Linked DNA regions of Homo sapiens: region 1 is linked to region 2. A link is a loop called in an ENCODE intact Hi-C map of the cell type or tissue named here. Cell type or tissue: spleen. All regions are shown on one strand. Each heading gives the region's core, and the rest is flanking DNA. Links, peaks and the distances in the headings are about the cores only.

The links. Peaks named below come from ENCODE experiments on the same cell type or tissue, not always from the same donor. Only the 100,000 strongest peaks of a DNase experiment are listed, where the experiment ranks them.
Region 1: it touches region 2 in a loop (2.5-fold over the local background); 3 of 110 quality-filtered maps call a loop at or near these places.

What each region holds. Positions count from the first base shown.
Region 1 is chr5:96,769,451-96,780,869 of GRCh38, forward strand. CAST (calpastatin) reads left to right here. Exons shown (of 32, transcript NM_001750.7): 30 at 1,081-1,152; 31 at 2,194-2,252; 32 at 3,190-5,233. The coding sequence ends at 2,229. ERAP1 (endoplasmic reticulum aminopeptidase 1) reads right to left here. Exons shown (of 19, transcript NM_001040458.3): 18 at 10,973-11,054; 19 at 5,034-7,101. The coding sequence ends at 6,946. Among named protein-coding and RNA genes, the nearest start is that of ERAP1, 33 kb to the right of the region's middle. RefSeq lists an enhancer at 10,922-11,419. In spleen, for the core only: no CTCF peak of the experiment used is centred there; no DNase peak of the experiment used is centred there; H3K27ac peaks cover 697 bases.
Region 2 is chr5:96,901,111-96,912,529 of GRCh38, forward strand. ERAP2 (endoplasmic reticulum aminopeptidase 2) reads left to right here. Exons shown (of 19, transcript NM_022350.5): 11 at 396-571; 12 at 1,164-1,243; 13 at 2,267-2,450; 14 at 7,851-8,007; 15 at 8,470-8,654. It also overlaps a transcript of ERAP1 not described here. Among named protein-coding and RNA genes, the nearest start is that of LNPEP, 29 kb to the right of the region's middle. In spleen, for the core only: no CTCF peak of the experiment used is centred there; no DNase peak of the experiment used is centred there; H3K27ac peaks cover 655 bases.

The DNA of each region.
Region 1 (11,419 bases), core at 2,237-10,236, 130 kb before region 2:
CTATTTTGTTTTTTAAATACATTTTATTGTGTATATTTGAGGTTTACAACATGGTAGTTTGGGATGCATAGAAATAATAAAATGGTTACTGTAGGGAAGCAGATTTACATATCTATCATTCTCACACAACTACTTTTTGTGACAAAAGCAGCTAAAATCTACTTAGTTAACAAAATCCCTAATACAATTTTATTAACCTTAGTCCTCATGTTATACATTAACTCTCTACACTTGTTCATTCTGCATATCTGCTATTTTGTATCCTTTGACCTATATCTCTGTTTCCTCCTCCTGTTCCCTACCATGGTCGCCATGTTTTATTCTCTGTGTTTTTGAGCTTTTTCTTTTATATATATTCTACATATAAGTGAAATCACTTTTCTTTCTGTGTCTGGCTTATATCATCTAGTATAAGGTCTTCCAGGTCCATCCATGTTGTGACAAATAGTAGGATATCGTTTTTTAAGGCTGAATAATATTCCATTATGTATATATACATGACATTTTCTTTATCCATTCATCAACAACTAGGTTGTTCCATATCTTGGCTATTGTGAGTAATGTTGCAGTGAATATGGGAGTGCAGATATCTTTATAAGGTGATAATTTCATCTCCTTTGGGTATATACCCAGAAGAGGGATTACTGGGTCATACAGTAGTTCTACTTTTAATTTCTTTAGGAACCTATATACTGTTTTCCATCATAGCCCATACCAATCTACATCCCCACTGACAGTGTACTAGGGTTCCCTTTTCTCCACACCCTTGCCGACATTTATTATCTATTGACAAGCTCTGTTTTGATTAGCAAAATAAGGTCTGGGTGAGTCAGGCACCACGGGAATTAGAGCATCAATGTCACCCACATTTCCCTCCTTATTTCTATCCTTTTTCCCTCCTGCTTTAAACAATTCTCTGACACCGTTGTTCAAAAAAAATCATGAAAAAACACCCAAAGTCTTCCATTATTTAATTAAATTGGAGATCTCAGAATGGTCTGGATTAATTTAACTGCAGCCTAGTTAATTGCTAGATGGATTGGTGATAGCCATAGCCTCATTACATTTCCTTTGCTTTAGGATAAGTGCAAGAAGGCTGCTTCCAGCTCCAAAGCACCTAAGAATGGAGGTAAAGCGAAGGATTCAGCAAAGGTAAATGGAGCAGTAAATATACTACAAATTAGTTTAGCAGTTACACAGAGTAGGGTTTATCATTTCAGTCATTTAGTTTCCTACTGGAATCTATTTAGAATAAAATTTCTTAAAGTACTATCTATCCCATAGCATCGCTTGGTAAAGTAATTGAATTTGTATAAATACATATATTTTTAAGTAACTGGTGCTTTAAAATCCTAAATGAATGTTCTTGACACAACCCAATTTGCCTGTGTTTTGCCTGTCTTTCTTGCCCTAATTAAAATACCACCATAGTATGTGGTTTATATAGATTTTAGAACATGGAAGTTGGAAACTTCCTATTATTAAAATTACTCAAGCTGTGATGAGAAATGAAAATTGGATTAGACAACTTCTAGGTCCCTTCCAATTCCAAGAACATATGATTTAAATGATTATTACTATGATCCCCTGGCTATAAGGAGGAGTTAAAGGTGTAGCTTTAAAGACAATAGTCCAGTTACACCAAAGCTTTTAAAACAATATATTAAAATCTTCCTGTAGTAGATTCCCTTAAGGGATATAGGAAACAGCATTGATAATTGGCAGTTATGCCATTATATCTCAGTTTAAATACTTATTTGCCTATTATTTAATTTCAGTTATACGAAGTACTTAATCAGCCCTTTAACAAATAATAGAAAGCATAATAACCCTTTATGATGAGTGGATTTACTGGACAGCCATGACCCTATGTACAGGAAAGGAAGGATCACCACAGAATGAAACATTGCCATTTAAGAACACCTATGCATATTTTATAACCTACCCTAGCCTTAAAAAAATAAAGCTGAGAGTGATACATTTAGGATCAGGATCACTTAAGGTTATTTTTAGCTTATAAGCTTGAGGAGGAAGAACTCACAATATTGTGGCCAGATGAAGAAGAGAAACTGAAAGGACCATCTTATTTTTCCCCACTGACTGCCATCTTTTGTCCCCTAATTCTGAGAAGGCCATCTCCTCATACTTAATACAGAAAAGAAAGCTCACGGATGGTTTTGCTTTCCCTTTTAGACAACAGAGGAAACTTCCAAGCCAAAAGATGACTAAAGAAATACAAGTTAAGGTATCTGGTAAGTTGGGTGTTTATTTGTAAATGAAGACAACTGTATCTTCTGCCAATTTATGTGTTATAGATGAGAGAAGTGAAGTCCACCTCTTGAGTAATTCATGCTCACTTTACAGTATTGGCATGAAATGCATACTGCAAGATCTACAGAGTAATTGGTCATTCTCTGAAAGCACTAAATGGGATGAGTTTGCTATTGAAATGTTTAAAAACCTTAATCTTATAATTAAAAGCTTTTAAAAATATTAGGCCAGGCACTTAGAATGACCATCTGAGGCTAGTTGAATCTTTGAAATCCAAATGCTCATTACTGCAGGTTATTGTGGCAAAGCAAAATTAGCATGTTACAACTTAGCGAAATGTCCTGAAGACATTGGCATTCCCCAGAATACCAATACATGGTGGGGTGGGGAGAAGTACCCTTTAGAGTCTGGTGGAAATTACAGGGTTTTGGGAACAAGGGCAAAGGAAAAGATTGGCCATTTTTATTTGTCATTATTTTGGAAAGTAAAGTACTGTGTTTGATTCTAATTTATAATTGCTGAAGAAACTGGACAGATTGAAGGGATTTCTGAGATCTTCAGAACTGGGCCCTTATCTTAATCTTCAGAAAGGAGAGGGCTTAATGTAAGCCTTAAAAGCATACAAGCACTTACTGACCAAAGCCTAAAAGAAATCAAAGTATAGGTTAAATCGGGTTCAGCTCTCTCACCATGATCCATGTTTATTTCCTAGGAAAAAAGGAGCTATATTAGGTAGAACTGCTCTAACATTTTTCCCAAAATTAAAAAAAATTCTATTAATCCACTTTCATGTTTACTTATAGGAAATTCCTTCTGTCTGTTATACAATGCTTTTGCTAAGTGGTATATTTACTATGTCTGTAACAAGAAAATTACATATTAAATGATTCACTGCATTTTTTATTTGAAATTTTTAAGGTATCTGCATGTAAAATCTTCAGCTGGTGGATGGTGACTTTTGAAGAACAAAAGGCTTTGGCAACAGAAAACAATTGTTCTGGGTGATTTCTAGAATGGTTTTTGTTGAGTCTCTGAACATCCTAAATATTGGTTTGTTATTCTTTTCCAGAAAGAAAATGAATTTGACTGGTTCACCTGTGTACTGAGTATTGATAAACTTTGAATTTTTTTAATTGCCTTCAATTGGGAGAGAAAGCTTTATATTTGTAAGAAATATATTTGATAAAGTTTCTTAAAGCAACACCAAAAAAACAAAAGAAAAGCTAAGTGAATTTTTGCACATTCTACACACAGTGCCTGTAAATCTCATTTGTATTTTCAGTTTGCCCTTAATTTTTTTTGTTAGTGTTTAGAAAACAATGTTTTAAACATTCTTCAGTGTTCTGATTTCTTATTACCCCCTTTCCTCTTGGGCTTTTGAACTGTATTTGATGTTGCTTTGGGATAATGTTTATAAGTCAAACATAAGATATTGTACATTGGGCACATATCTCCTCTTGGGCTGCTAATAATAAATTAATAACAGGTAACCTGGACAAACCAGGAAGCACCAAACCCCTTTTCAGTTTGAACTCTTCTTTGCCAGGTGTGAGGACTTCTGCATCTTACAGTCAGCACAGAACACACTGAGACTTGAATCAAGTCAGCAACAGAGCAAAATAAAGGTTAGATAAGTCCTTGTGTAGCAAATTTCGAGCATAAGAAATAAAATCTAATTAATTCTTAGGGTACTCATCTGACTTGAACTCTGTTGGTTTACTGTGTTAGTAAACTGTGCTTTCTATTATCTATACATAAAACCTGAGCAGCAACTGTGTCTTTAGAGCTATTGCCACATTAGCCTTTGCACTGTATAGCGTCTGGCTTTATGGAACTTAAGTTTACCAAATATAAAAAGAAACTTCTGCTTTTAAAAAAATTATATATATATATTAAATTTGAAACCTGCATTTCTCCCACAGCAATGTAAGAAGTAGGCTCTGATGTCCTACCACTTTGAATGGTTTTCTAATATCTTAATGAATAGTTCCTGAACATTGCACTGATATCATCGATTAGAATTTTGATATTTAATTTCATCTTTATTTCCTGGTAGAGAATGCAGGAAAAGATGTCAGGTACATAACATAAAACAGATTGGGAATTTATTGTTTCCAAAGGGCATGGCCTTCCTTAGCATCAGTTTGAAGCTTTTGTTATGACTTAGCTGACTTGTGGCAGCGGGGCAAGCAAAAACAATAACACTGCTTATAAATGGCACCACATCTTGTTAACCTCCCCCCCAAATACTCTCTGAAAGTCATGCACATACCTATGGGATTTTACACACCACCAGCTTAAAATGCTATGTCTCTATCCATCAGAAATAGTCATTATTCTATTTTTAAGGCAGCAACAAGAAAAGAAAAAACACTTTTCCTGAGGGATTTCTAACCATGTATCTAATCCTCCCATTTGGGCAGTATAGGTGTTTGCTTTTTTGTTTTCTTTTTTTAAGAAAAACCTTGAAACCTTTGACACTGACAGATGTGTTTGCAAGGATACGGCTTCAGTATTACTAATTTCCATGTGTATCTGGAAGTATTTTTAAATGGCATACCAAAATCCAGAAGTTTAAAGATGCCTATAAAAGTAAACAACATTTATTTAAAAAGAACTCTGAATATGCCTTCTTTTTTAATTAGAAATATCTTCGAGACTTGGGTGTTTGTTAATAACTAATAACTGGAGTAAGCTACAGGATCTAAAGCAGCCCTTTTTACAGTCTAGTTAGGAGAGAGAAAATAATTGCAAATATCCACTTAGAGGCAAAGAACAATTTTTTATTATCAAAAAGGTTTCTGCACATTGTTGTGGCAATATTGTATCTGTTTAGAAAATGGGCTTTTCCAAAAGCAAACAAAGATAGGTTCCTCAGGTGACCAAAACTGAAAATCAATATTTCCATGTTTCATTAATCAAGGCATAAAATACAATTAAAGCAAAATATTTTACATTAAAATCTTGGTTGTGTATTTTTTTAAAAGAAGGGAAATAGTTTAGTTTGGGGTGGAAATTACCAGTGATTTCTATTTTTATTAAACCATTCACTACAACAAATAAGTATAAAAATTCCAATTCCACTTTTATACCTATTTATTTGTTGTAGTGAATGGTTTAATAAATGGCAGATTTATGTCCAGAAGTCACTCTATTTTGTCGTGTATTAGGGGAACACATTTTGACATTTTTCGTACCAATCATCAATCATATTCCCTTATCTTGAAGTTTTTGCCTTATATTCAAAAAGTTCAGTTTGAATTCTCCTTTGCCAGGTGTGAGGATTTCCGCACCTTAGAGTCAGCGCAAAACACGCTGCAACTTGAATCAAGTCAGCAACAGAGCACACTATGGGTTAGATAAGTCCCTGTGTAGCAAGTTTTCAGAATAAGAAATAAAATCTAATTCTTAGGGTATTAACTGACTTGACTTGAACTCCGTTGGTTTACCATGTTAGTAAACTGTGCTTTCTATTATTATCATCTATACATAAAACCTGAGCAGCAACTGTGTGCTGAAGCAACCGTGTGTGAAGTCTTCACAAAAGAAAGAAAGACTTCAAAGCCAAAGAATGTCCTATTTGCTAATATGAGCAAATATTTTGTTTCACAATGTACTATCATTTATTGGTGACTGCAATAATTTACTGTCAGTAAATGCCAATAACTAGTTAGTTAGAAATTGTAAAGTAGGCCAAATAAGAAGCAGAGAGAGAAAAAAAATCACCTCCCTAAGAAAAGGGTTTTCCTACAGACTTGAATGCACTCTGCTTTTTCAGAAGAGATACTGTACCAGTCAGGGAAATAGATGACACTCACTCAGAATTATCTGAGGAGGGTTCTATAAAAAGATTTTTTGCAAAAGTGCGAGCACATTATGTAGAAACCACAAGTCCGCCAGGACTAGTAAAAGCCAGACTCCCACTGAGGCCACTAATCCTGAAGGGATGAGGAGGGAGCAGTTACCAAAATCCAGAGGTGGAGAAGGCTGTGTGGAAAAGAGGGTCCCCTCTCGGAGCTAAGACCCTCAGGGGAGGCCAGCCCGAGGCATCCCGCAAGGGAATCAGGGAAGAACACCTCCACCTACTACCTCCTCCGACCCCAGCTCCAGCTCTCCGGCTCCCCACTGACCAACATCCAAAGGGCAAGAAAGCTTGATGACTTGGCCTTTACAAGTCAGCCCCTGGGCATGGAGCAAGGAAGAGGGATGGGCAGCGGGTCTGGAGGGGTGAGCCGGGAGAGCTTTAACCCAGTCATCGTCCGGCTTAGTCTCAGATCCAGGTGTTCATTGTTCAGTAGTCGACTATTCAGAGTCTTTCGAGGAGACTGATGAAACAGTTTATGAATGATAAACATGGGGTACAGGGTTTTGGACACGGGTGCTTAAGCATAAACTATAAAATGAGAAGAATAAGGTACTTTATTCTTCTGTGGCAGGGAACCCAACACTTGGGTTTACGTTGCAGGGCAACACCTGTGATGAACAAAACACATGGTAGCGATAGCCCATTCATGAAAAACTAACAGCTATTCTTTTCACAGGGATAGTCAAAAAATGAGTTGAAGGGAAAAAAGTATCTCCAGTTGGAGCCAAAACAGCCATCTCTAGTTTGAAAATACACTCAACAAAATGTTGGTGATTAGAGATAACAGGAACCTGGCAAGGGAGGAATTTTTACATACGTTCAAGCTTTTCACTTTGCAGCCACACTCTGATTTTATCAAAATTCTTATCCATCCAACCGATGTTTTCTTCAATGGTTTCAATTGTCTGTTGGACACAACGGAGCTGAGAACCATTTTCTTTCAAAGAGCTGAAGAATCCTTTTACCTTGTGAGGAAAAAGTGGGTTTTAAAAAATTAATTTTATCACATTAATCAGATGTAACTTTAGTTAAAACTGAAGCCAAAATTCCAGCATTTGTCAAAATTCTATATAGAAGGCAGTCCCAGCTGTCTGAATAGGATTATGTACACATAAGCTGTATGAAATGAGCTCATGCCTCATGATGTCAAGTTCTGTTTTTTGTCTGCAGTTCTTTTGTTTATTCTCAGTTGCCAGACTTTAAAAGACTTCACTGTTTACCATTTTATAATTAAGGTTTAATTGTGTCTATTTAATGTGTTATTCTGTTCTGTTCTCACAGATGCAAACTTCGTTTTTTAAAAACATGATATCTAAAAAGCAGAATGTGCAGAGTCTTTTCTTTGCCAAGCAAAACAGTTTCCACCACGTAAGTGCTGTCTTTCTCCATGGGCCTGGCCTTGTATGTTATTATAGAAACACTGTGGGGAATGGGATTCTTAGCAAGTTATGGCGGTAAGACCCAAACCTTGCCATTTTTTTTATCCTAATCTACAATTCATGTATTGTTGTCTCAAGATAAAATCCACATAAAGTTCCCCATGATTTTAAAGAGATAAGAAACTCTTGGCTACCTCCTGAAAAATATGTTTGTTCTTGTTTCATTTGTGGGTATCTTAATTCACCCCTTGAGCTCACATGACAGATAGGCTGGCTTTGCCACAAGATTGACCATTGTGCGATTCTGTTTCACCTTAAAGGGTTATTATCCTTTTCCCATAAATTTTCACAGCATTAATCCATCAATTTTTGATTTGGTATTCAGGAAGCGAATGTAGACCATGATGTATTATTTATTCAGCATAGATTCCAGACAGCCAGTTCCTTAGAAATCCATGTCATAATACCATATTATTAGTTTGGGAATAAAGAGGGGAGTAGGAATGGGTTTTAGAAAGATCAGAATTCAATTTTAAATGATGCAGAGTTGTTTTAAAATTATATGTCAATACAGTGCAACTTTACAATGAGCAGAAGGCATGGCCTCCTGCTGTAGCAACCTGGAAAACACTTCACTCTCTACTTTAAGTTGTAGCTCAACCTACTGTTTCATACGCTCTCAGAATGCAAGATTAATTCACAGTCGATTAAAAATCACTGAGCACTACTCAACAAAGCACATCAATAATTTTACTAATTGTTCAAATCATTAATCCTAAAGGAGCTCATCATGATAGCTCCACTAAAAACAGACCTTCTACAACAGCGAAGCCAGCTGTTAACCATTACTCTTACCCTTGTCCTGACCCAAAATCATCTCTTCTGTCTTCACCTGCCTTGGAAATGCAACATCTCCACTGAATATTTGATTCAGACTTGGCTCTTTAAGAACAATTTCTGTGCAATAAGTAGCACAATACAGGGATAGGAAAACAGGTTTATCCTACTAACTTGATTTGAGCAAATGATTTAACTTCTATGGAAGCCAGTCTCCTCATTTGTAAAATGAAGAGCAGTGGTGAAGGATGTAGTTATATAATGCAGGTAAAGTGCAAAGCCCCAAACCCAGCATGTATCAGGGACTTAACCTCATCCATTTGTTCACCAATATTTACTCTGATATTTATTCATCCCTCTGCTGTAATTACTGTGCTAGACACTGAGGATGCAGCAGTGAATCAGGCAAGCATCCTCCCCTCATGGAGCTTACAGTCTTTTGGGGTATACAAGCAGTAAATATGATTACTGTAAATAAACTGCTATGAAGAAAATATGCCAGGGGTATGCTAGTAACTGAGGAGATGTGGCCTGCATTGAACAGCATGGTTTTGGGGAAGGTGATCTGAGCCGAGACCTCTCAAAGATAAAATGCCCCTTTCTAGTGAAAAGTTGGGGAATGGGCAAGCCAGGCAGAGAGAATAAAAAGTGCAGAGGCTTAAAGACAGGAGAAACATGTGGTAGCCCAGGAGCAGAAGGAGGCTGAGTGGCTACAGTGTTATGAGAGAGTAAGCCAGGAGCGCCTGTGGGAATTGGCACCAGAGAGGTCCTCAGAAGCCAGGTCTTCAAGGTCATGGACACATGGGAAGGAGGGATTTGGAATTTACTGCAAGAACAATAGGCAGGGTTTCAAGAAGCCAGGGTCAGTTATGGGCTGACTTGCAGTCTTCAATGTGGAAAATGTTTTGCTATTGGCAAAGTGGCAAGGGGGAGGCCAGTTAGGACACTATTGCAATAGGCAAGGCAAGAGATGAGAAAGGATTGAATGGGGGTAAGAGCAGAGAGAAGTGCGCAAGATCCAGTGCATGTGCTGAGGGAAGACCGGCAGGACTTGCGTAGTTAGATGTCTGGGGAAGAAAGGATTCAGGATGACTCCCGTATTTTATATGTCCGTAGTTTGCTCTCCATTATGATAACATCTCGGGCTCTTTACTTTTCATGCCCTGCTTCAGGATCTTCGCACCTGATATTTCCTCTGCACACAATACTCCTCTAGATGTTGGCATTTCCTTCGATATCTTCTCAAATGTCTCCTAATCATCCTATAAAACAGCACCAACCCTCTATCCCAATCACTCTCCTTGCCTTATTCATCTTCAGAGCATGTAACTACTTGACATTGGTTGATTTGTCTGTAATTGTCTGATTCCCACAGCAGAAATTTCAGCTCCGTGACAGCAAAGGTTTTGTCTGTCTGTTCACTGTTACAGCCCCATAACCTAAAACCATGTGTGGCATATATGTCTTGAATGAATTAATGAGAATACAAGTGAATGAATGAAATGCTTTGTTGCTATAGATCTTGTCTATAGATGACTACCTTTCTGGTCAAGGCTTTGGACATCTCTTCAGTCATCAGACAGAGTATCTCTGCTCTAGACCTCGCTGGAGTTCAAGCTTGAATTATTATATGCAAGTTAATTTTACAAGCCTGGATGAGGCTACTGAAAACTGGAAAAAAGCTACGAGACTGTAACAACCCTTCATTCTTTTTCATTTCCAAAGCTCTCTCCCCATCTCAAGCTAGAAAATAGTGTAACCAGACTACACAATGGAACCACTCCTAAAAAAATTAATATTAGCCTCTCAGCTTTTATCTAAATGTACCACAGTTTAAGAGCCTTGTAAAATTTGTTCCACAACTTTACTATAGGAAACCTTATTATAGAAGGGACACCACAGAACTCAATGGCCCACACATCAAAGTCCTCGAGTTTAGGACTGAAGAAAAGTCTGCTTTTGTAGAAAATGTGTATGCTTCATGTTCTCTTTTACCAGACAATGAGAATAACTCATACTGATTCCTCATTTTTCCTTGACTTCCAGGAATGTCTGTGATAAATTCAGGGGACAATTGCGAGAATTATCCTCAGCCATAAGTCCCTCACATGGTTATCACCTGTCCATTATGTATCTTTTTGTCCTTCATTTTAACATTTCTTTTATACATGGATCTTAAAGCTGCCTGAAATTCTTTCTGAAGGTAGATGGTTACATAATAAGTGACAGGGAACCATGAACTTGGATGGTTTATAAAGAACCTAGATTCCGGACCTGCCTCTTTAGCAACAGCTGGATGACCACTTCAGTCATTTATACCTCAGTGCCCACTTTTAACATCCTTAAACAAGGACTAATTGTCTCAAGTAATTTTCTTCAAGTCCTAAGGTTTTTACTGGCAGAGCTAAGACCTCTTAACGTGTCTGAGAAGAGGCACAGTTTTCACTAGTTTAATTGCAACTGATTTATGCTGCTGTCAACACCATAGCATCCAAAAATAACTTCTAAATGACAATCCATTTCTAACTCACCACACCCTCAAAGTATTTTGTCTACCCCATATTAATTAGCTAATTTTCATTTATGTTTAAAAATATATATATAGATTTTTTTTTTTTACCTCTTCAAGCCGTGTTCTTGTGGAGAATTGATTTGTTGTACCCATTACCATGTGGGCTATGGAAGATGAGCCAAGTTCAAACCTAGAGAGGGAAATATTCAAAAACGGGTTGTGAAATACTTATTCATTTAACATATATTTTAAGGGCCTCCTATATATAATAGCTTTCAGCTAAAAACTGATCGGTGTGAAAAATACAAAATATGATGTCTATCCAATGGGTTAAGATCTAGCTGTAAAGAATAATACACACCAACAGCCTAATAAAAGGTTAAGTATCCAACAGAAAATGACAGAAGCAGGAAATGCTATAAGAGTTAGACAAAGACAGATGTGAACAAGCAAATGTGTTCATGGAAGGCCTGGGCTGAACTGTGAGGAGGAAGGCTTCAGATATGTCCATGGGCTCAGGAAGGGGTTATGCCAGATGGAATGGAAAACATCCCT
Region 2 (11,419 bases), core at 862-8,861:
AAAGACAGATATTTCCCTCGTAAACCACCCCTCCTGGATTCTACTGTTATTTGAGGGTTTTGTTTGTTTGTTTGTTTGATTTTGTTTGTTTGCTTGTTTTTGAAAGGGGTCAGGAAAGAGACTCCAGTCTCAACCTCCTTTTCACTGGCTTTTCCTGCCATGTATTCACCCTACTATATCCTGTATATATCCCTCAATTCAAGTAATTTGCAGAGAGCAGCCCTGGGATAGCCATCCCTAATCCAGTTGCCTGGATTACCCTTCCCTGAGATACCAGTCCGAGTCTTCTGTTCCCCAAGCCTTGTTTCTGGCATCCAAGGAGATGGAAGTTTCTGTCCCTCTGTCTTTGGATTGTCTCCTCTCTCTTGAGTTATCATAGTCACCTGTCATTTCAGCTCGCCTTTCTGGGGGAAAATGCAGAGGTCAAAGAGATGATGACTACATGGACTCTCCAGAAAGGAATCCCCCTGCTGGTGGTTAAACAAGACGGGTGTTCACTCCGACTGCAACAGGAGCGCTTCCTCCAGGGGGTTTTCCAGGAAGACCCTGAATGGAGGGCCCTGCAGGAGAGGTGGCTGCTTTTCTTCTTTAGGTCTAGCTTACCTCATCTCAGTTTCCTCGTTATTTCCTTAGCTTTCTCTCAGCTCATCTGGCAACTTTGTAGGATGCTAGTTCCATATAAGAATCAAAGGCCTAAAGTAGACTTGATAAGATTTAAAGAGCTTCATATAACCCGGACTTCTTTGTTCAGGAGCACCATTCTTAGTGATTCCATCAGCCTTGAGAACTTCAGTTCTTGGTTTAGTTATTTGAATCAGCATCAGGCTGGCAGTTTTTGAAAATGTGAAAGGAATATTGGATTTTCTTTCCCATACAAACAGCAGAAATTGTTATGGTATGAGATTAGGACAGCAAATGACACAAGTATTTGTGGCAGAGTTCAACTAGGTAGATATGGCTGCTCCTTTATAATTATCATGGAATAATTTTTTGCATACTTAAGGATATGCTAGTCTTAGCCTATAAAATTTATAAGACCACTTGTGGGTAGTATGAAGGATGATGGGTACTTAGGTGCCTTTTACAGTCTGTCTGAGTCTGACAATGTGAAAAATCACAGCAGCATTCTTTTGGTCTGTAACTATCTTTACTCTCTGTCATAGGTACCTGTGGCATATCCCATTGACCTACTCCACGAGTTCTTCTAATGTGATCCACAGACACATTCTAAAATCAAAGACAGGTAATGAACTAATTAGCCAAACAGGTATTTCAATGTGGAAATTAAACATGTGTTGAGCTATTTGAAGGAACGATACAATAAGTAAATCTAACAATAAAAGATTTATATTTGAGGGAAGTTGTCATTTATCCATATGTTACTAAAATAACTCTTTTAGTAAGAAAATCTGGATTTTTCATTCAGTGGGAAGTTCTCTTGCGCTTTTATCATTTAGAGACAGATTATTTACATCAAGAAATAACAGAAATCTATCTTATGTCTTATAATACCCACTAATCTATTTTTACAGGTTATGGATAAGGCAAAAAATGTTCAGTGGAAAAAAGCACATACTTTAAAATTGATTGCTTCTGGATTCAAGTCCTCACTCTCTCACTTATTAGATGTGTGACCTTAAGAAAATGTACACACTCATCCTGAGCTTCAATTTTTTCATCTTATGTTGAATAAAGACTAAACCTCACAGAGTTGTTGAGAGAATATTATAATGTAATTTTACCCTCTAGTATAATATATGCCACATTAAAAATACATAGTATAATTTTAATTTTCTTCTAAACACTTTAATAAAATTTGAGAGGTTTTCCGTCACAAAGTCATGCTTAACCTGGAGTCCTTCTTTACTAAAATGAACAAATGGATCACCTATTTACACATACATATTTCAATGACTAGTGACTAAACCTTGAGACAAGGACATCATCAAATTAAGCCAAATTCCCGTCATGCTAGTCATCTGGCTCACTGGGCCCTTCCTTGCATGTCTCTTAGACCTGCATAGACAATTTTTTAGAACAAATTCAGCAGTCTTATTCCTATGAATTAACTTATTTATTAATTTAATAAGACCATCTTTCCAAAAGAAATCATCCAGTGAACTACGAAAATGAATATCATTATGACTCTCCCCAAACTTCATCTTCCCATTGATTTATAAGTAATTTGATTAAAAATAACAGTTCTGGAGATGTTCTGAATAAGTTTGTTGATAATAAAATGCCTATGCCAATCTTATCCTCTTAGATACTCTGGATCTACCTGAAAAGACCAGTTGGGTGAAATTTAATGTGGACTCAAATGGTTACTACATCGTTCACTATGAGGGTCATGGATGGGACCAACTCATTACACAGCTGAATCAGAACCACACACTTCTCAGACCTAAGGACAGAGTAGGTCTGATTCATGATGTGTTTCAGCTAGTTGGGTAAGGCAACATTTCCTCTGACTTCATGCAAAATAACTGATTCGTAACCAGATATGCTAGACTTCAATATTGAATGTTCAACATTGGTCATTGATTTAATATGGATTTGAATGGAATTCAAACAGTGATCACTAGGCCAAAGACTACCCACTAATAACGTATTTTGACCCACACAGTGTTTATAATTGTAATCCAATATTTTAAAATGTGGAGAACTTTACCTAAAAATCCTGACCTCTGGAATCTCTTAAAAATGATATTTGGCAACTGTGGGTCTTTATCCTGTGGGCCACAGGATAGCTATAAAGGAGAGTGCAGTGGGCCAAACTCTCTTTAGGCCAGGCCTACTTTCTCCCAAGCACCAAAGTCCCAAATGGCCTGTTTCATTCACTTAGTGTGGACTCTCTAAGTATTTGAGCTTTCGACCCCACATTTAAAATGTATTTATGTTATTAGCTGCTACACCAAATACCGGTGTAATCTCTTAAGGAAAAGTACAAATATAGTCTTAACTTTTATAATTTTAAATGGGTTGTTATGAAATCTATTCATTACTTACACTGGAGAAATTAGTATGACGTTTGTAGGGAAATGAAGTAATAAATGGCTGTTTGCATTCATTCCTCTCTAGACTTTCCTGGAAGGACAAAGTGTTTTCTTTCTTTTTCTATGTATCATGAACAGAATAATGTGTGGAATGAATCAGGTCACAAGATCACCAATGGCTGGAGGGAATTGAGGACCAGGAAGTATATTGTGCATTGCAAGCTTTCCCTATTCTGAGAATTACTGTGATGCACTCACTTTACTCAATGTGACATATAATTTTCTTTCAGGAGCTTATTTAGGTCAAATTGAGTGAAAGTGACCAGCAGGACATCTCTGAGACAAAGTTTCTCGGTACACTAAAATCCTCTAGTTAGAAAGAAAAGAGGAAGTGAGGCTTAATCCTCAGTCCCGTGGGTCTCAGGAACATCTTGGAGGCATAGCTCATTGGAGGCCAAAATTAGGAAAAACACCATCCTACATATGAGTGAATGCATGAAAGGTGAGCTAAGAAGCAAGCTATTGCTAGTTGAAGGAGGTTTGCCTGCTCAAAGGAGAAGCTCTGAGTAGATTGAAGAGAAGATAGATTAACAATGCAAGACTTGGAAAAAATGGAGAATATTGACAATTCAGCAAATTAATCTTTTAGGTAGTTGTGAAATCTTTTTTGCTGTTTCTAGCCTATCCACTTAGATTGTCTAAATTTAGTAGGAGGAAATTTGCAGTTATTGATGCATTGGTGGAAAACTAATCATCTTTTCTTCACTAAGTAGACAGATTAATGAAGTTAAGAATACAAATTTTATATGAAAATTTCAAGAAGATTTCAGGTATTACCTCTTCACTTACTAATTTTTTGAGCTTGGACAAGTTTTGTTTTTTTAACCTTTTTAAGCCTAAATTTTCCAGTCTTTAAAACTTTATTACTAATAATATCCGATATACAAGGTTTGGAGGATTGCATAGGTAATGAAGATAAAGCAGTAAGTGCAGTACTTACTCAATAAATGTCAGCTGTTAACATTATTAGTATTATCTAATACAAATTATTTGAAATGTCATGACATGAATAGGAGGAGGAGATGACAACATAGAAAAGTACACTTCAAATAATGTGAAGTTGAGAAAAAGGCAGAATGTAAGTCTGTGTATTATTATGTTTGTTTGCAACTACAAATGAAAAAAATAAGTGCGAAGGGGAAACAAAAACCTGAAGGAATTATTTCAAAATGCTATTGTTGAGTGTGTAGGGTATTGAAATTATGAGCCTTCTCTAATTTCTGGTTGTTTTGTAATTATGAGTCTAATTTCTAGTTGTTCTGAAATTTGTTTATATTTACTTATATTACATTTATAACAAAAGTAATTGTATAAGAAAACAATTTAAAGCTCTCATAATAGATAAAAATAAATAATTTTTACTTGCTGTTCTTTCTCAATACTATAAACCACTTTCCTCCCTGCTTTATGAAACTTCAATTTAAGAATTAAAGGAGGCCCGGCACAGTGGCTCATGCCTGTAACCCTACCATTTTGGGAGGCTGAAGCAGGCAGATCACTTGAAGCCAGGAGTTTGAGATCAGCCTGGGCAACATAGTGAAACCCCATCTCTACTAAAAATAAAAAAATTAGCCCAGTGTGGTGGTGTACGCCTGTAATCCCAGCTACTTGGGTGGCTGAGGCACATGAATCGCTTGAACCCAGAAGATCACGCCACTGAACTCCAGCCTGGGTGACCGAATAATACTCTGTCTCAAAAAACAAACAAACAAAAAAGAATCAAAGGAACCAATAGTGATCACATTTAGTTTGGAGAGATAATTTTTTTTTCTTTTTAATTTTTTTTTTTTTTTGTAGAGACAGGGTCTCCCTATATTGTACAGGCTGATATTGAATTCCTGGCCTCAAGCACTTCTGCTCAGCCTCGCAAATTGCTCAGTTTACAGGCATGAGCCACCACACCCAGTGTAAATCAATCTTTACAAGAGGTGATACTATTTAGTTCTTTAGTGGACAAGACATTGTCATCCAAGGGCTGTCTCCAGAGCCATTCTCTTAACCACGACACGACACTGTCTCTTTTTTTTTTCTTCCTCCCCCTCCTCCTCCTCTTCCTTCTCCTCCTCCTCTTCCTCTTCCTCTTCTACTTCTTCCTCTTCTTCTTCTTCAAGGGCTTTGCTCTTCTTCTTCAAGGGCTTTACTCAGGCTGCAGTGCAGTGGTGCGATCATGGCTCACTGCAGCCTCAACCTCCTGGGCTCAAGCGATCCTCCCACCTCAGCCTCCTGAGTAGCTGGGACTACAGGCACACACCACCATGCCCAACCAATTTTTAAATTTTTTGGCAGAGATGGCGTCTGCCTATGTTGTCCAGGCTGGTCTCAAACTTCTGGGCTCAAGCAATCCTCCTGCCTCGGCTTCCCCAATTGCTGGGATTACAGGTGTGAGCCACTGCACCCAGAATGGAGAGAGAATTTGATGCAAGAATTGATATTTATTTTAGTTCGGTTTTCATACATTTTAAATGTAATTTAAAGACAGGGGTCTTGGATAAGTTGAGTGGAATTGAAATGACAACTTCAATTTGCCTATAGAAAAAGCTATATTTGTTTCTTTTAGTCCCACACCTTAAAGAGAAAACCCCACATTGGGCGCAGTGGCTCACGCCTGTAATCCCAGTACTTCGTGAGGCCAAGGCGGGTGGATCACCTGAGGTCAGGAGTTCAAGACCAGCCTGGCCAACATGTTGAAACCCCGTCTCTACTAAAATTATAAAAATTAGCTGGGCATGGTGGTGTGTGCCTTCCCAGCTACTTGGGAGGCTGAGGCAGGAGAATCGCTTGAACCCGGGAGGCAGAGGTTGCAGTGAGCCAAGATTGTGCCATTGCACTCCAGCCTGGGCAACAGGAGTGAAACTCCATCTCAAAAACAAAACAAAACAAAACAAAACAGAAAACCCAAATTGGTGCTTCAAGAATATGATGTTATTTCTCAAAGGTACAATCTAGCTGAAATCATATACAAGTAAGTAGGTGTGGACTTTTACTGTTGAGCTAAGGTTTATGTTTATATATGTTTTATTCTTTAAGCTAAACAAACATTCAGATAACATTCTATGCATTTTTTGAAGCATAGGGTTAGTAATGAGGACTTAGATTTTTTAATTAAACAACTCAGTAACTATATAAAAAGAAAAGGAGTCCCTTATGAATAAATATTAAAATTAAAAGAAATAGGCAACTATAAAAGTAAGTATTTTTAATAATGGCATTGATTTTAGTAAGAAATCAATTAGGCTGGGCTGGAAAGAAAAACTGGCTTAATATAAAGTAGTTTTAATATGTCAAATATTCTTCTTAAAATTGTGGCCCTGGAATATCATTTCTGCCTATTGCTGATGCTAAGGTATCAACTGTGCCAGGTATTGTGCTGCTCACACAGGTGGGAAGGAGTAGCAACATTTTGTGGATTTTTTTTTTTTTAATACGGCAGACTAGCCGGGCCAGGTGGCTCATGCCTGTAATCCCAGCATTTTGGGAGGCCGAGGCGGGTGGATCACCTGAGGTCAGGAGTTCAAGACCAGCCTGGCCAACATGGTGAAATCCCGTCTCTACTAATACTACAAAAAATTAGCTGGGCATGGTGGCACATGGCTATAATCCCAGCTACTCAGGAGGCTGAGGCAGGAGAATTGCTTGAACCCAGGAGGCAGAGGTTGCAGTGAGCTGAGATTATGCCATTGTACTCCAGCCTGGGTGACAAGAGCAAAACTCTGTCTCAAAAAAAAAAAATATATATATATGGCAGACCACAGAATCATGGAGTATATGGTCCAGCCTTCCGTCTTCAGGTGAAATTTTTGAAAAAAATTTCCATAAGTCTGTTTTAAAGCAGCAAGTCATCGTGATTGAGAAGATTAAAGGGACAACAAAAGTTGGTTCTTTTTCATTTCCTTCTGGTCTCTGTTCCCTCTTTTTAGACAGGAATTTAAAACATGTATAAGCCCAGAAGAGGTAGAGCACTATGTTAATGATAAGCCCAGAGGAGACACCCTTTGTTCTGGAATCAGTTTCCACATCACACGATTGTGTTATTCTGGGAGTTGGGTGTTCACAAGAATGGCTTATAGACTCTGTGTGCAACATAGCCTCCCAGAAACACACCTGAGGAGCACTTTCCAATAGTGAGGTTATAATCGTTCGTTTCCTCTACAGAAGATGCCCCAGCATTTTGTACTTAGAATAATAAACCTGTTATTTATTCTTCTCACTAGAAGAAAACGTAGAGAAGGCATGTAACTTTAGAATCTAAAAGATGAAAATACTTGTTTTGTCCTATTCACAATGATTACCGCTTCTCTGATAGGATTAAGGACAAACATCAAAGAAAAACAAGACATGGCACCTGTCCTCAAAGTTCCCAATGTACTTGGAGAAACAAGTCAAACCCACACATGAAGCAATTAGAGAATGAAATCATGTGTAAAAAGTTTGATATTATTTGGTACTAAATGTTAATATTGGCTAATATTTATTTCATTTATTAACCTTTTGCTATGTGGTAGACATTATTCTAAATGCTTTTTAAAATATTAGGTCATTAATCCTCACAACAAGCCTATGAGGAAGATAGTATTATTATCCCCATTGTATAAAGAAGGCAATAGGTCCAGAGAGGTTTGGTAATTTGTCCAAGATTACTCAGCTAGTCAGTGGCAGAGCTAAGATTTAAACTGAATGGCCCAGCTATAATGACCTACTTCTGTTATTGTTCTCTATTTCATATTTGTTTTAATGTTAAAAATATTAAAAACTATAAGATATGCACAAACCACTGACATTTGTTTTATACTTCAGTGCAGGGAGACTGACCCTAGACAAAGCTCTTGACATGACTTACTACCTCCAACATGAAACAAGCAGCCCCGCACTTCTCGAAGGTCTGAGTTACTTGGAATCGTTTTACCACATGATGGACAGAAGGAATATTTCAGATATCTCTGAAAACCTCAAGGTTTGTGTTGCTTTTAGAAAATGTATTAAGTAAATACACAGTGTCTGGAGTATCAGTCAGGCTCAGTTTGTTTTGTGTGAAGTCCTTGAGGTTAAATCTGGAGCAGCTCGGGGGACTGACTGATAGCATGTAATGGTCAATGACCCTTGTTCTTTACCATTGCCAATCCTAAGAGCTAGATACCAGGATCATGTGCAAAACATCTCTACTAAAGGTGATTTTATTTTATATCCATTGATATTCCCCTTTCAGATAGGAAATTAAACCATGTTTAAATGCAAAAACTGTTTCCTAAGTATGGTGGGTAACAGCCAGAAAAAGATAAGAGAAATACGAAGATACACTGTTTGGGGAAAGATTGGGAAAGATGCAGAAAGTTTAGAGTTGAGCCCTTTAGATGGGCAAGAACTGTGTTAAGGACTAAATTTAGCCTCTCTGTTAACCATCTCATATTTTCTGCAGCGTTACCTTCTTCAGTATTTTAAGCCAGTGATTGACAGGCAAAGCTGGAGTGACAAGGGCTCAGTCTGGGACAGGATGCTCCGCTCGGCTCTCTTGAAGCTGGCCTGTGACCTGAACCATGCTCCTTGCATCCAGAAAGCTGCTGAACTCTTCTCCCAGTGGATGGAATCCAGTGGAAAATTAAAGTAGATGTAGACTTCTGTCCTACCCTTTGTTCTTTTCTCTTTGATGTAAAAGTCTTTGATCAAGCAAGACATTAGGTCTAAAACCTTTTAGTGAGGATAGAAAAAAAAACATGCTGGGCATTACAAACCCTGTTTCATGCTCTCACATTGTAAGTGCTATGTATGGAGACTAGTACAATCTCTACCATGAAATGTAATGGTGTCCATTATTCCGGTGCTGGCTGGATGCAGTGGCCCACGCCTATAATCCCAGCACTTTGGGAGGCCAAGGAGGGTGAATCACTGAGGTCAGGAGTTCAAGACCAGCCTGGCCAACATAGTGAAGCCCTGTCTGCACTAAAAATGCAAAAATTAGCCAAGTGTGGTGGTGCACGCTTGTAATCCCAGCTACTTCGGAGGCTGAGGTGGGAGAATTGCTTGAACCTGGGAAGCAGAAGTTGCCGTGAGCCAAGATCACTTCACTGCACTGCAGTCTGGGCAACAGAGAAAGGCCCTGTCTCAAAAAAAAAAAAAAAACTTTTCCTGTGCCAAATTATTATAAGATGGTATCATAACTTCTCTCGCTATAACTAAATCTGTGAGCTTTTTGAAATCCTTTCTTGAATTCTTCTTTTTAAAAAAGTAATTCAAGTTTTCTTCTTTTTGGACTTTTTTTCCTTGTTGGGATTCAAGCCTGAAATCAGTTTTAGAAAAAAAAAAACTTAAAAAAAAACCTTTTAAATCTATTATTCTCTTCTTTTTGTTTCTGTTTCAATGGGTTGTATGAGTGAAGCTAAAATGTAAACATCCTACTGCCCTATACAAAATAGAATACTATTATTTCATCTTTATGCTAGTTACAAGAAAGATAATCTTAACCTGCAGTAACCTACCTACAGTAGATATAAGTGTTCAACATGTTGAATATACCTATGAAAATATTCTAGGTAAACTTATTTATGCTCACAATCAAAAATATGTGATTAAATATTGTTGGTTTTTTCTAAACTCCAAGATTGCTAGTATGAATTTTAATGAAGAATTTCTTTACATAGATTAATTGATTACTTCATTCATTTGTGGATTTGAAATGTAACTAGTTGCACATTTCCTTTATGCCAGCCAGGTATTGCTGTAGGAGCTAAGGATAAAGAGGTGAACAAAACAACCATGTGGCCTACCTTCAAGAAGCTTACAATGTGTTTGTTACCAATTGTTATAAAGTTGTTCAGCAAAATACACTAAAATGAAAACAATATGTATTATAATTATTTGATCTTTATTATATTATTCAAATGTCACTTGGGGTATTTAAGTACATATAGTATAGAGGAAGTAGCCAAAGCATTAGAATCATAGGGTTAAATCCCATCTGCAAATGGCAAATTATGTCATCTTGTGCAAGTTACTTAACTTTTCTGAGATTTATTTCCGCTTAAAAAAATCAGGATAATAACTATCTCAGAGGGTAGCTTTTGACAGTTAAATAAGAGGTATGGAGACTAGTACAATCTCTACCATATGGTCACTTTGTGACAAATGCAAATTTCTGGCTCCCTCCTCAATGCTCTGTGTTGTGTTTTTTCTGAGACATCAATAACAGTTCTTATTGATCCGTTGACATTTGGGATTAAAAAGTCATATGCCCACTTAGAATAAAAACTGGTTAATGTCCTCAAGATAATAAAAATCAAAATAGTGGTGTCTTTTGTAGAAGGACAGAAAATCATGTCACTGCATCTTAACAGTTTTAAAAAATTATAAAATAACTAGACACTAATGAATTGTACCAAATTAAGACTCTCTAGGCCTAGAGAGTCAGATGACTCCCAGACAGGCCTCAGAAAATGCTCTCAACTAGGCCAAGTGCCGTAGCTCATGCCTGTAAGGCCAAGGGGTAAGAAGATCACTTGAGCCCAGGAATTTGAGACCAGCCTTGTCAACATAGTGAGAGCCCATCTCTACAAAAAAATTTAAAAATTAGCCGGGCATGGTGCTATGTGCCTATAATCACAGCTGCTCAGGAGGCTGAGGCAAGAGGATTGTGCAGGAGGCTGAGGCTACAGTGAGCCATGATCACGCCACTGCACTCCAACCTGAACAACAGAGTAAGACCCTGTCTCAAAAAAAAAAAAAAAGAAAGAAAGAAAGAAAAGAAAAAAATGGCCGGGCGCGGTGGCTCACGCCTGTAATCCCAGCACTTTGGGAGGCTGAGGCGGGCGGATCACGAGGTCAGGAAATCGAGACCATCCTGGCTAACACGGTGTAACCCCGTCTCTACTAAAAATACAAAAAAATTAGCCGGGCGCGGTGGCGGGCGCCTGTAGTCCCAGCTACTCGGGAGGCTGAGGCAGGAGAATGGTGTGAACCCCGGGGGGCGGAGCCTGCAGTGAGCCCAGATCGCGCCACTGCACTCCAGCTTGGGCGACAGTGAGACTCCACCTCAAAAAAAAAAAAAAAAGAAAAGAAAAGAAAAAAATGCCTTCAACTTGGTGATAAAAAAGCATCAAGTAATCATCTTTAAAAAAAAAATCTTATAGCACCAATAGTGGCCACTAAATGATAGAATTTATATAAACCAGTAGTTTTGTATTTCAGAAAGCTTTTATATTTGTTGATTACATCAACTTTCTATTTTCACCTCAGAGTAGGTTAAAATTTTATGCTTATTTTCTTGCTAACATTTTATCATCAGTAGGAGATAAAACACAAATAATTTGCAGAGTAAAAGCACATAAAATATTTTTATAAGAGTTCGGCAGAGAAAAAGATTTAATACATTGAGT